Linked DNA regions of Homo sapiens: regions 1, 3 and 4 are each linked to region 2. The links are chromatin loops, found by intact Hi-C in ENCODE. Cell type or tissue: IMR-90. All regions are shown on one strand. Region 1 overlaps MIR3681HG (MIR3681 host gene). Region 2 has its middle 190 kb from the start of MIR3125. Region 3 overlaps TRIB2 (tribbles pseudokinase 2). Region 4 overlaps LOC105373430 (a long non-coding RNA gene).

What was found. Hi-C counts contacts between places; a loop is a spot of excess contacts. Peaks named below come from ENCODE experiments on the same cell type or tissue, not always from the same donor. Only the 100,000 strongest peaks of a DNase experiment are listed, where the experiment ranks them.
Region 1: it touches region 2 in a loop (4-fold over the local background); 2 of 110 quality-filtered maps call a loop at or near these places.
Region 3: it touches region 2 in a loop (9-fold over the local background); 89 of 110 quality-filtered maps call a loop at or near these places.
Region 4: it touches region 2 in a loop (8-fold over the local background); 39 of 110 quality-filtered maps call a loop at or near these places.

The regions. Positions count from the first base shown.
Region 1 is chr2:12,454,984-12,457,483 of GRCh38, reverse strand. The region is part of intron 4 of MIR3681HG (MIR3681 host gene); the gene reads right to left. The region is part of intron 1 of LOC105373431 (a long non-coding RNA gene); the gene reads left to right. Among named protein-coding and RNA genes, the nearest start is that of MIR3681, 260 kb to the right of the region's middle. In IMR-90, no CTCF peak of the experiment used is centred here; a DNase peak (open chromatin) is centred at 1,003; H3K27ac peaks cover 1,003 bases.
Region 2 is chr2:12,930,038-12,932,537 of GRCh38, reverse strand. No RefSeq gene overlaps it. Among named protein-coding and RNA genes, the nearest start is that of MIR3125, 190 kb to the right of the region's middle. In IMR-90, a CTCF peak has its summit at 1,121 (motif pointing right); a DNase peak (open chromatin) is centred at 1,137.
Region 3 is chr2:12,718,895-12,721,394 of GRCh38, reverse strand. All of the region lies in intron 1 of TRIB2 (tribbles pseudokinase 2), which reads right to left. Among named protein-coding and RNA genes, the nearest start is that of TRIB2, 3.2 kb to the right of the region's middle. RefSeq lists an enhancer at 1,993-2,500. In IMR-90, no CTCF peak of the experiment used is centred here; a DNase peak (open chromatin) is centred at 1,434; H3K4me3 peaks cover 2,170 bases; H3K27ac peaks cover 1,193 bases.
Region 4 is chr2:11,862,586-11,865,085 of GRCh38, reverse strand. The region is part of intron 4 of LOC105373430 (a long non-coding RNA gene); the gene reads right to left. Among named protein-coding and RNA genes, the nearest start is that of MIR4262, 27 kb to the right of the region's middle. RefSeq lists a silencer at 1,234-1,283 and an enhancer at 1,554-1,603. In IMR-90, a CTCF peak has its summit at 1,280 (motif pointing left); a DNase peak (open chromatin) is centred at 1,215; H3K4me3 peaks cover 200 bases; H3K27ac peaks cover 458 bases.

The DNA.
Region 1 (2,500 bases), 480 kb after region 2:
CCATTAGATGGAAGCCCAGCTCTTGCACAGTGATTTCTGGCACCTCTGAGTGTAGAAGTATTTCTCCTTCTTCAATCTCCCTCCATACCTGCCTCCCCAGGCTCCATAAACTTCTCCCTTATGATGCCCTGCCATCTGCTATTTCCAGAATCCACTCACAGATGTGCCTCTTCTACCAATAAACTGTGAGCATGTGAAGGGCAGTGCCCATGGCTGACTCTTCCCTGTATCTGTTGACCCCACCCCAAGTATTAATGTAGGTCCTGGGGCGGAATGATGTTTGATAAGTGAGCATGAAACAGGACCCATTACGGCGAGCAGTTTAAGATGAGGAAAATTAAGAGTTGGAAGGGAACTAATATGTATTGATCCCCTATGCATGCCAGGCTATAGCCTCAGTCCTTTACAGTTATTCTCCACTAATTTCTGACTTCCTATTACCATCCTCATCATAAAGAGGAAGAAAATCCCACTCAGCGAGATTAAGTCATTTGCCAGTCATCAGGATTTGCATCCAGATTGGGCAATTCCCTAATCGGTACTCTTTGTACTAAAAGACAACCCCAGGTGAATTGGCAGGATCCAAAGACTAATCCTATTTATATTCATCACAGGAGCATAATGTACCAAATACCTGAGAAGAAACAGGATAGGAAATTTTCTGTGTGTATTTTATCTGTGCAGGGAGCATTGGGGTCTATTTTCATTGGCTTTATCCCCCTTTTTTTTACTTAAAACTAATAACAACTGAATATTTTCCACTGGCGTATAAATGGATGTCTCAATTGCAAAGGTGCCGACAGCTCAGTCTTACTTAACTTTCAGTTTAGGTATCCACCCTGCATTGCACAATCATCAAATGAGATATGATGCAATTTTTTTTAAACAGACTTTGCAAAACAAGTATTGAGTAACCAGAATCTCTTTTTCCTTGTATGTGCCTAGCAACCTTGCAGGTCTGTTTGACAGGAAAAATTTGCCCTTGGACAGCAATTCAGAAAGATACTTAAAGGCTGAGAAAAGCATGAGGCTCTGGAGTGTCGCAATCAGTGGGTCAGGCTGATTAACCAAAAAGGAAGTGCTTGGGCTCCCCCGTTGCTCCGCCCCTCTCTGTGTAAGGCAGCAGGGTCAGAGAGAGAAGCCAAATTTATCTGACACATTCCTCTGTTTACTTTGTGGACTGTAGAGCTTGGTGAAAAGCTTTCTCAGATATATATATTATATATAATATATATTATATATATTATATATTATATATATATTATATATATATTATATATATTATATATATTATATATATTATATATTATATATATAATATATATATATTATATTATATATATTATATAATATATAATATATTATATATTATATAATATATTATATATATTATATATTATATAATATATATATACACACACACGTACATATATGTATGTGTATATATAGTATATATGTATATATATAGTATATATGTATGTGTATATATAGTATATATATATGTATGTATATATATAGTATATATATTATTGTTAAAAGAATGATGCAACATTGCAGAAATTTTTGAAAAGTGAAAAATTAATCATGCATCATTTCATCACCCCAACAAATGTGTTTTCGGTTTTATTTATTTCCTTCCAGGCGTCCTCCTCATTCATACATATTTTACACACTGGGACAGAATCCAGGAAACACCATCTGCTGAGCACTATTTGGTCAGAAACTGGACTCAATGATTTAGATTTTTAATCAAATTTATTTCTGACAAAATTCCTCCAAGGTCAAAAGATTGTCTCCATTTTACAGATTAAAATGCAACCACTACCTAAGAAAATATTAGTACCTGCCTGAAGTTCCCGGGTCAAGTCATGAATCTGGGATTCAAATACAGTTTTGTTTGCCCACAGAACCAGTGGTTTATTCTACATCGTCACTCAGCTTTATATTTTTCTTATTTACCATTATATATAAGTATGTTATTTTATGATACTCATCTATATTAATATGTTAATATATGTAATCTAAGTACTAATGATGTGTCACCATTTACTCTACAATATTAAGTTTTGGAGCAGATATTAATCTCAGCCTGCAAAAAATCAATTTTGCAAGAATGTAATTGTATTTTCTGTACATGGGCAATATTCATTTCAAACCTCTGTTTTGCTACATGGTAGAAACTTAATCTCATCAATTGGGGACTTACACTCCTGAAACCTGTAAAATTCCAGAGATTGTTTTTGTGTTCCATGTTCTTAATTAGTGCCATGCTTGGGTAAAAAGCCACGCATGTGGCTTTTATGTTTACCTCTCTCCATTGTAACATCCCCTGGGATGGCCTGATACCCTTCCAACTCCTAGTTATCGGTCCTTAAATGCCACTGCGCATCCTCCTTTGCCCGACTGCAAAGCCTGTGCACTTCCGGCTTAAAGTAGCCACTCCTAGGCCTCTCTTCAGAGCAAGAAACAGGAGTAGCAGGACTGAGTGAATTGGTTTTCC
Region 2 (2,500 bases):
CATTGTCAAGGACCTGAGAGGAGCCTCTAGGAGCAAAATTGGTCCGTGGCCAGCACCCAGCAAGAATAAAAAAGGTCCTCAGTTTTGCAGTGACAAAAAACTCAAGTCTGCCCAAGACCAGAATGAGCTTGGAAGCAGATTCTTCCCCAGGGCCTCCAGATAAGAGCCCAGCTGGGCACATTATCTTGACTTTGTCCTTGTGAGATCCTAAGCAGAGAATCCAATCGAGCCTGCCTGGAAATCTGACCTGCAGAACTATGAGATAAATGGGAGTTGTTTTCAGCTAAATTTGTGATAAGTTGGTGTTTAGCAATAGGAAGCTAATAAATTAGACAAAATAAGAAAGTTACAAACAGCATATACAGTATGATTCCCTTTTTTGTTTATATATTCATGTATTTACGAGTTTATAGAAGAAGACCAACTGAAACATATGCACAAAGATGTTAGCAGTAGGGTTTTGGTTGCTAAATTAAATTAAATTGAACAGACCTAGTTTCATTTAACTAGTAGACATCTGGGAAGTCTGATACCCATGATTGTCATGGGCTAAATCTCGTGCAAATAAACTTAAGCCCTTTTCAAATGACACTTGACCATTGGAATTAATCTCTTCTTGCTGTTTGTTCACAGAGAAGTATAGTTCTGGCTGTGAGATCTCAAAAATCAGAGTTCAAATCCTAACTTCACTGCTTAGGAGGTTTTTAAACTAGGGTGTTTTAAATAACCTCTTATAGTTTTAGTTTCCTTCCATCTGAAATCTGAATGAGAATACTCACCAGTGAGGATCATTATGAAGATTCAATGGGATGATAAATGCAGAGGACATAGTACCACCATTACTAAGTACCTGGCCAACTCTGCCACCTACATTCACTAGTTGTTGTTCTTAACGCTTTGATAAGCATTGAGCTCCTTTAAGAGTTTCCAATTTGGTCTTTCCCAGGATCTTTCTGTGAGCATGTCATAGTATTCTCTAGTGTCTAGCACAGTGCCTGGCAAATACCAAGTGCTTAGTAACAACTTCTGGTTCAATTAATTCACGAATGAGTAAAATGAATATTGGTAAAGTTGAATGCTTGGCTCCCAAGACAATGCAGATTGCAGTCACACAGCACTACCACGAGATGTCAGTATAAATAGGAAAGCTCTACAATTCAGGACTATTCTGGACCATCTTCCCCATCCCTCTTCTAGGGCTCCCGGGAAAACACACAACTGCATTACTGAAGGCAGAGAGCAACCTGCCAGGACTTTGCTCACCTCTCTCCTATTTTCACTGTGTGGTTTAATGCCTTAAAAACACAATTCCTGATGTACAGAGAAAAAAATATCTCTGCTGAGCTTGCCCTAAATAAAGACCCAAGAGACCTCATTTGGGGCCACTTCTGTATGCACACCCTCTTTCCTGTCCCTGCCTTAAATCTACATTTTGGGCTTGGATAAGGAGGTGGTGCCATAAGGAAGAACATGCAGAGTCAAATTCTGATTCCTTTACTTACTAGTTGTGTGTGTGTGCAAGTTTCTCAACTTTTCTGAGCTTCATTTTGTCATATGAAAAAATAAGAAAACCAATATATAGAGATTACTGGTGCAATGTTGCAACCATGCAGATTTAAGCAGAATAGCCTTCTCTAAAGACTAATTCCAAGACTGTCCTGGAATCAAAAGGAAGTATTTTCTTTGCAACTCTGGATGGATATGGACAGTAAGCCCACAACTACTTGGCCTAGAGCATTCTATCTCCAACAGGTGCACAAGTCTCTGAAAAAGGCTTACTTTGACATGGCCCCCAATGGTAATTTACACTTGCAAAAACACACTCTATGGAGCACAGAGATTGTTCCTCAGCTCAGCAGACTCTAAAAAAAGGGTATGGATGTCATTGTCTCTCTGGCTTCCTGTGGTCTCCATAAAACCTCCAAGTAGAGTATTTTGGGCTCATAAAAATGTCCGCAGCCCATTTCTCATCTGCTTTAATGATGTTTCCTAATGGTTAATGTTGAGATTGGCATCTTTTCTCTGGGGAAAGTGTTGTGAGACTGGCTTTCCCCTTCCCCAAAATAGCTGGTGCACACAGCCCATGAGCTGGAATGCAGAGCTAGGATTTTTCTCTTCCCATGAAGAGATATATCCTCCAAGATATGGGAACTCTACCTCATTTTTTGCAGTAACAGGCAGAACGGCCCTATTGCCACTGGGAAACAGTTGACACACCCGTTCAAGGAACTCTCTCATGGTGTGCCCACCAGGAGGGAGGAATGAAATAGACAATAAAGAAAAAGATATTACTTAGCATAGATTATGTGTGAAAAGGGTTTTATGAGCTATATTTTATAGATTAAAAAATCTTGTTTTAGAAAGAAGCACATTATTTTGTTTAAAATGCAGACTCATTTCACTTGACTGGGCCACTTCAAGGAAGCTAAGATAAAATCCAGTCATGCCCATAAATAGCCTTAGGGATAAACATCATTCTGACACACAGAACTGTGATGAG
Region 3 (2,500 bases), 210 kb after region 2:
AGTGCTCACAGAGTTATGATTATTTATAATCTACTTCCTGTTTCCAGGTGCATTTACAAAAACATAAAAGGTGACTTTTGCTCAGCACTTTTAGCCTATTATCCTGCTCCACTGCTGAAAAACTGGAGACAGAATTTTTAAAAAACTAACATATTTGTGGCAGCTTCAAATGTAGCCATACCTTTTGTAGAAGAGACCAAATTCCAAGATGGTGGACAGAGTATGAAAAATAAAATAAGTACTTATGTTTTCCCACACGAGAAGGAGCCAAACTTTTATTAGTAGCTATCAGGGGCATTTAGGGGCTTGGACTGGTATTTAAACCATCATCTTCACGTGCAAAATCAAGCCACAAGCCTGGTGCCAGCTTCTTTACATGTTTAATTTGGAGCCTTGGTTATGTAATGTGACAGTTCAGATAAGGCAGTAAGATTAGGCCATCATTAATAACATTTGCAAAAAAAAAGTACCCATTCTGCCAAGATAGTAATTATGTCAATCTGCACAGTAGCTACCAGTATCTCCATGAAAACATACAGTTAAAGACTCCTTAAAGTGCCTTCATTCATCTAGCAAAAGTAGGTACATGGAGACAATAAGCAGCCTTGATTATTTTGTTTAAATGACTCTGGAATCTCTATTCCTCCAAATAGTGTCCTATGGAATTCTCTACGCAGTCCCCTATAATAAATAGCATCTTTACATTTGATCTGTTTTTGCAAAGAATTTTTTCATTGGTCAACACACAGCTAGGAAACATGAGCCTTCTATTCTAAGACATCAAAAGGAACTAGATTCAATGTGTAGATTTCACTGAGCCTTAAAGTAAGCTAAGAGACCACAGCATATATATCTCTCAGGGCAGTTCAGAGAAGCAGCCTTATAAAACTCTCTTGGAGCTTCTTCGGAGATACACAACTATGCTTGCATAAGAAGTCACCCACATCATCTATGGTAAAAAGTCAGGAAAACAGAAGCTGCTGTGTCTTAAAGGGATGACCTCTGTCAAGCAGAACAATGATACTGCACTTAAATCCACTTGCAGCCACACTGTAATTGGTGAGGGGCTGATTCAATCTTTGCAATAACTAAACCAGCAGATTAAGTCCAATTTGAGGCCAGAGCACAAGTCTGCAAATGACACTGTAAGGTCAGCCCAAAGTGAAATATGTCTTGCAAAATCTGGAGAAAGAATGAGCAGAGGCCAGAGTCACCTCTGATTTTAAACAAAGAAGTAACAGCCAGATGCCCCTGCAGAATTTGGCTGCAGAGTCCCTATACTTAAAAGCATCTCCAGCCTTTGAAAAATATTAAAATGCTGTACTGAAGTTGAGCAAAAGGAATGAAAATATTCACTGCTGGGTGATTGTGCATATTTCATACAAGAGTGGCAGTTCTGTGGAATTCATTCATTTCAAAGGATGACTATCCTATTGTGCAACCTTGCAGACTTCTGAGAATTCAATCCAGCTACTGAATTTTGGTTAACTGGGCACAGTTGCTCTGGGTCTCAATAACTTAGAGAAGATGCAAAATACCAAATGCTCAGTACAAGCAAAGGGCAACATTTAAAGAGTCTCCGATTTCCCCCTAAGGGCTGAACTGAACAATCGCAAAACTGACTGGAGATCTCCACTAAACCCAAATTTTGCAATGAAATACTCCAGTCCACTAGGAAATAAGGCAAGTCCGCAAAGTAGTCTGTGGTGAATGGCAAAAGCGCGATGTGTTATTTGCAGCACAACCGTGCCCAGTGACCATTTCAAAGGCAGAATGGGTCCCCCACTCTCCCCTTACCCCCTCAAAAAAAAAAAAAAACAGTCAGCAAATCTAAAATTAAGTGACAAAGAATCCTTGATCTAGGTCCAATTCTGGGTAGTAGTATGCTCTATTATAGTTATTTTCTTTTTCGCAACTATTTCGCCCCTCATCCACTTGTCTGGGGCCCGGTGGGTGCACACAAAGATACACAGACACACATATACATAAACCAGTCACTGTTCAGGGTTAAAGACAAAAAAGGAAACCGAAGTGTCCATCGCAGTGGTATTACCACTGCGGATCCCTAGGGCTCCAAACGGGAGCCTCTTAACCTTACAGGCAAAGGTGTTGTTCAGGGGGGCACGGAAGAGAGGGGATGAGCAGACAGGGAAGTCTAGAGATGGGGAGAGAGACCAAGACCAGAGAGAAAGACCCAAAGCATTCACTATTCACCAGAAAGTGCTCAGGCTTTGATTTCCACCCCAACCCTCCTTTCAAGGCTCCAGGCAGAAGAAAGGTCTTTGTAAACTCCTTCCCTGCGCTGGGCCCCTGGGCTCAGCCGAAGGGGGCACCTTTGTGTGTCTGTTTTAAAGGGCACCTTCGGAACAAAGGTTTAACACCTGCCCGCTGCTAAGAACAATGGCTGCGAAAAGAACGAAGTCATCAGTCTTAAAATTACCGGGGGATTCCCTAATCCTTGTTGGAAGGGGAGGGGGCTAGACACAGGAAGAAATCCCCC
Region 4 (2,500 bases), 1.1 Mb after region 2:
TATTGGCACATGAACCCAAAATGACCGGGCAGCAACTGCAGCTTTACGTTTAGTGGGCTCTTTACTGTATTCCCTGATGGTATTAATAATTATTTCCCCTCCGGGCACCAAGAGCTTTAGATCCTCAGAGCCTAAAATTGCAGAGACAGACACAAATCCCCACGTGATTGCTCGGGGTGATGGGGAGCAGAGCCACTGCTGCTTCCATTTCGGGGTTCCTGGACCCACCCCTTCCATCTATTCTGCAGCAGGGCTCACTCCAGGGACTACACCTGCTCTGTCTTCTCACTCCCCTTTGCGCAGACTTTGAGAGCAGGGTTCATTTGTATTGCTCTGTGTACATACACTCACTCCCACTGCCCTGCATCAGTAAGGCCACTGATGGAGGAGAAAGGTGCTTTCACATGCCACATATGCCACACCTCTGAGTGGTATGGCTCATTTTCCTCAAGCAAAATATCAGGACCATGGTCCTAATACCTAACACCAGGATGATGGGTCAGGATGTTAAATTGGAGCCAACTCAGGATATCTACAAAAGCAAAATGGCTACTCAATTTGGGTAAAGAGCTGGCAAAGTTAAAAAATATCATAAGCAGTCTATATGTGGTCAGGAAGAAGGGGGACACCGAAGACCAGGATATATAAAGGCTCTGATCCTGGCGGAAATTCAACTTTGGAAATTAGGCTCATTTCTCTGCCAGGCCAGGCTCCCCTTATTTGGAAATCAGGGCAGCGAGATTGTCACCTGGGGTCACAGCAATGCACCAGGTCTCTGTCCCAAGGACCACAGTCTGTCCAGGCTCTGGGAGTGGAGGATGGGCTGGGCAGGGTGTGTGTATGGAATGTGCTAGACAATGGCCAGCTCCCTGGCCACAGCCAACCCTGAATATCCTGCCTTGGCCAGAAGGGTCCTGGAGAGGAAGCAGACACCGAACAATTGGGAAAGGTCTAAAAACCGCAGGAGTCGGCTGAATACAGCCAAGAGGCTGCCCAGTGATGCAATTCATGGGAGACAAAAAAAAAGAAAGAAAGAAAAGGAAAAAAAAAAAAAAAAGAAAGAAAAAAGAGCCCTCCAATCCTACCCAGGAGCATTCATCATTCAGCGTGACCTTCCAGGAATCTGCTGACAGACACAAAGTGTTTTGTGTAACTTTCTGCCTGGGACCTGGAATGACTGACGTGTCCCAGAGAAGGGGCGGAAGGGAGCTGGATGGTGGGGAGACTGGGGGAGGCGGGCAGCCTCGGTTCCCTGCAGGGGATTGTTGGGCACCATCTGCTGGTGGCAAGGGGAACGACACCCCACCTCTGACCCAACAAAGGAAAGCAATGTCTTGGGAAGCAAGTACTGAGGGAGGGCGTCGGGGAGAGGAACACAAACACACTTCTCACCTGCTGAGCCAGAGGCTTCCACAGGTACCTTCTGGTTAGGAAAGAGTTGCTATGCCCATCTTACAGATGGGAAACTGAGGTTCAGGGAGGTGATTAATTTCACCAAGGGTAAGAATGGACGAATTTGTTGCCATTGAATAACCATTCCTTGTTCTGAACTCATTCACAGAGGCTGGAATAGTTCCTGGAACATAAATGCTGGCTGAGTGAATGGCTGAATATGGCTTGAGAAGTAACTTGTGTTTTTGTACTATGCCTGTCTGAACCCAACAAAATAGGAAAAAGTCAATGCAAACCGAGAGTGGTGGCTGCGATTGCAGATGGCTCTCCGGAAACGCCCAGTGCATGACATCCTCCCCGCCTCCTGTTTCATCTGACAAGATTACAAACTACTTCAAAGCCTAGGGTAGGTTTTACTCCTTGTTGACCTCAACCTAGCATTTAGCTGTCCTGGAGGGGCCACAGAAGGAAGAAAGACGATGGAGCTGCATAGGCAGGCACCAGATTTCAAAGAGTCTCAAACCGGTGCAAGGTGACAGGTGACAGGCTACCACTGAAGTTCTGAAGAACCCTTTGCTATTGTGACAGCTTTTCGCCAGCCACCCAGTTGTTTCATGTCTCAGTGGAGGACCCTTATCTTCTCAAAGGTCTAGTGATATTCAGGTACATCAAGCCTTTTCATGCTGAATTCTACCAACATGTCCATCCATCCCGTCCTAATCCCACCCCCCGACACACACACACACACACACACACACACACACATCCTTCCCCCAAACACAGAAACATACCTACACACCAACACTCCTACACACAGGCAAAAACTTCACCAGTCATCAACTGTTACACAGTAAACATCAACATCTCTAAACGCTGAGATAGGTAACATCTTTGAATCCTTGCAATTAATTCCTCCATTATCCATTATTCCTCCATTCTCTCTGACTGGGATGAACATCGCCCTCGGGCAAACTCCCGTTCAACCGTCAAGGCCTATATCCAACATCACCCCACTCTTTGAAACCTTTCCCTACCCCATCACCATTTAGTGTTCCCTTCTCTGACTACCCGGGGAATATGTTTGGAGTTGACAATAACACTTAAAGCA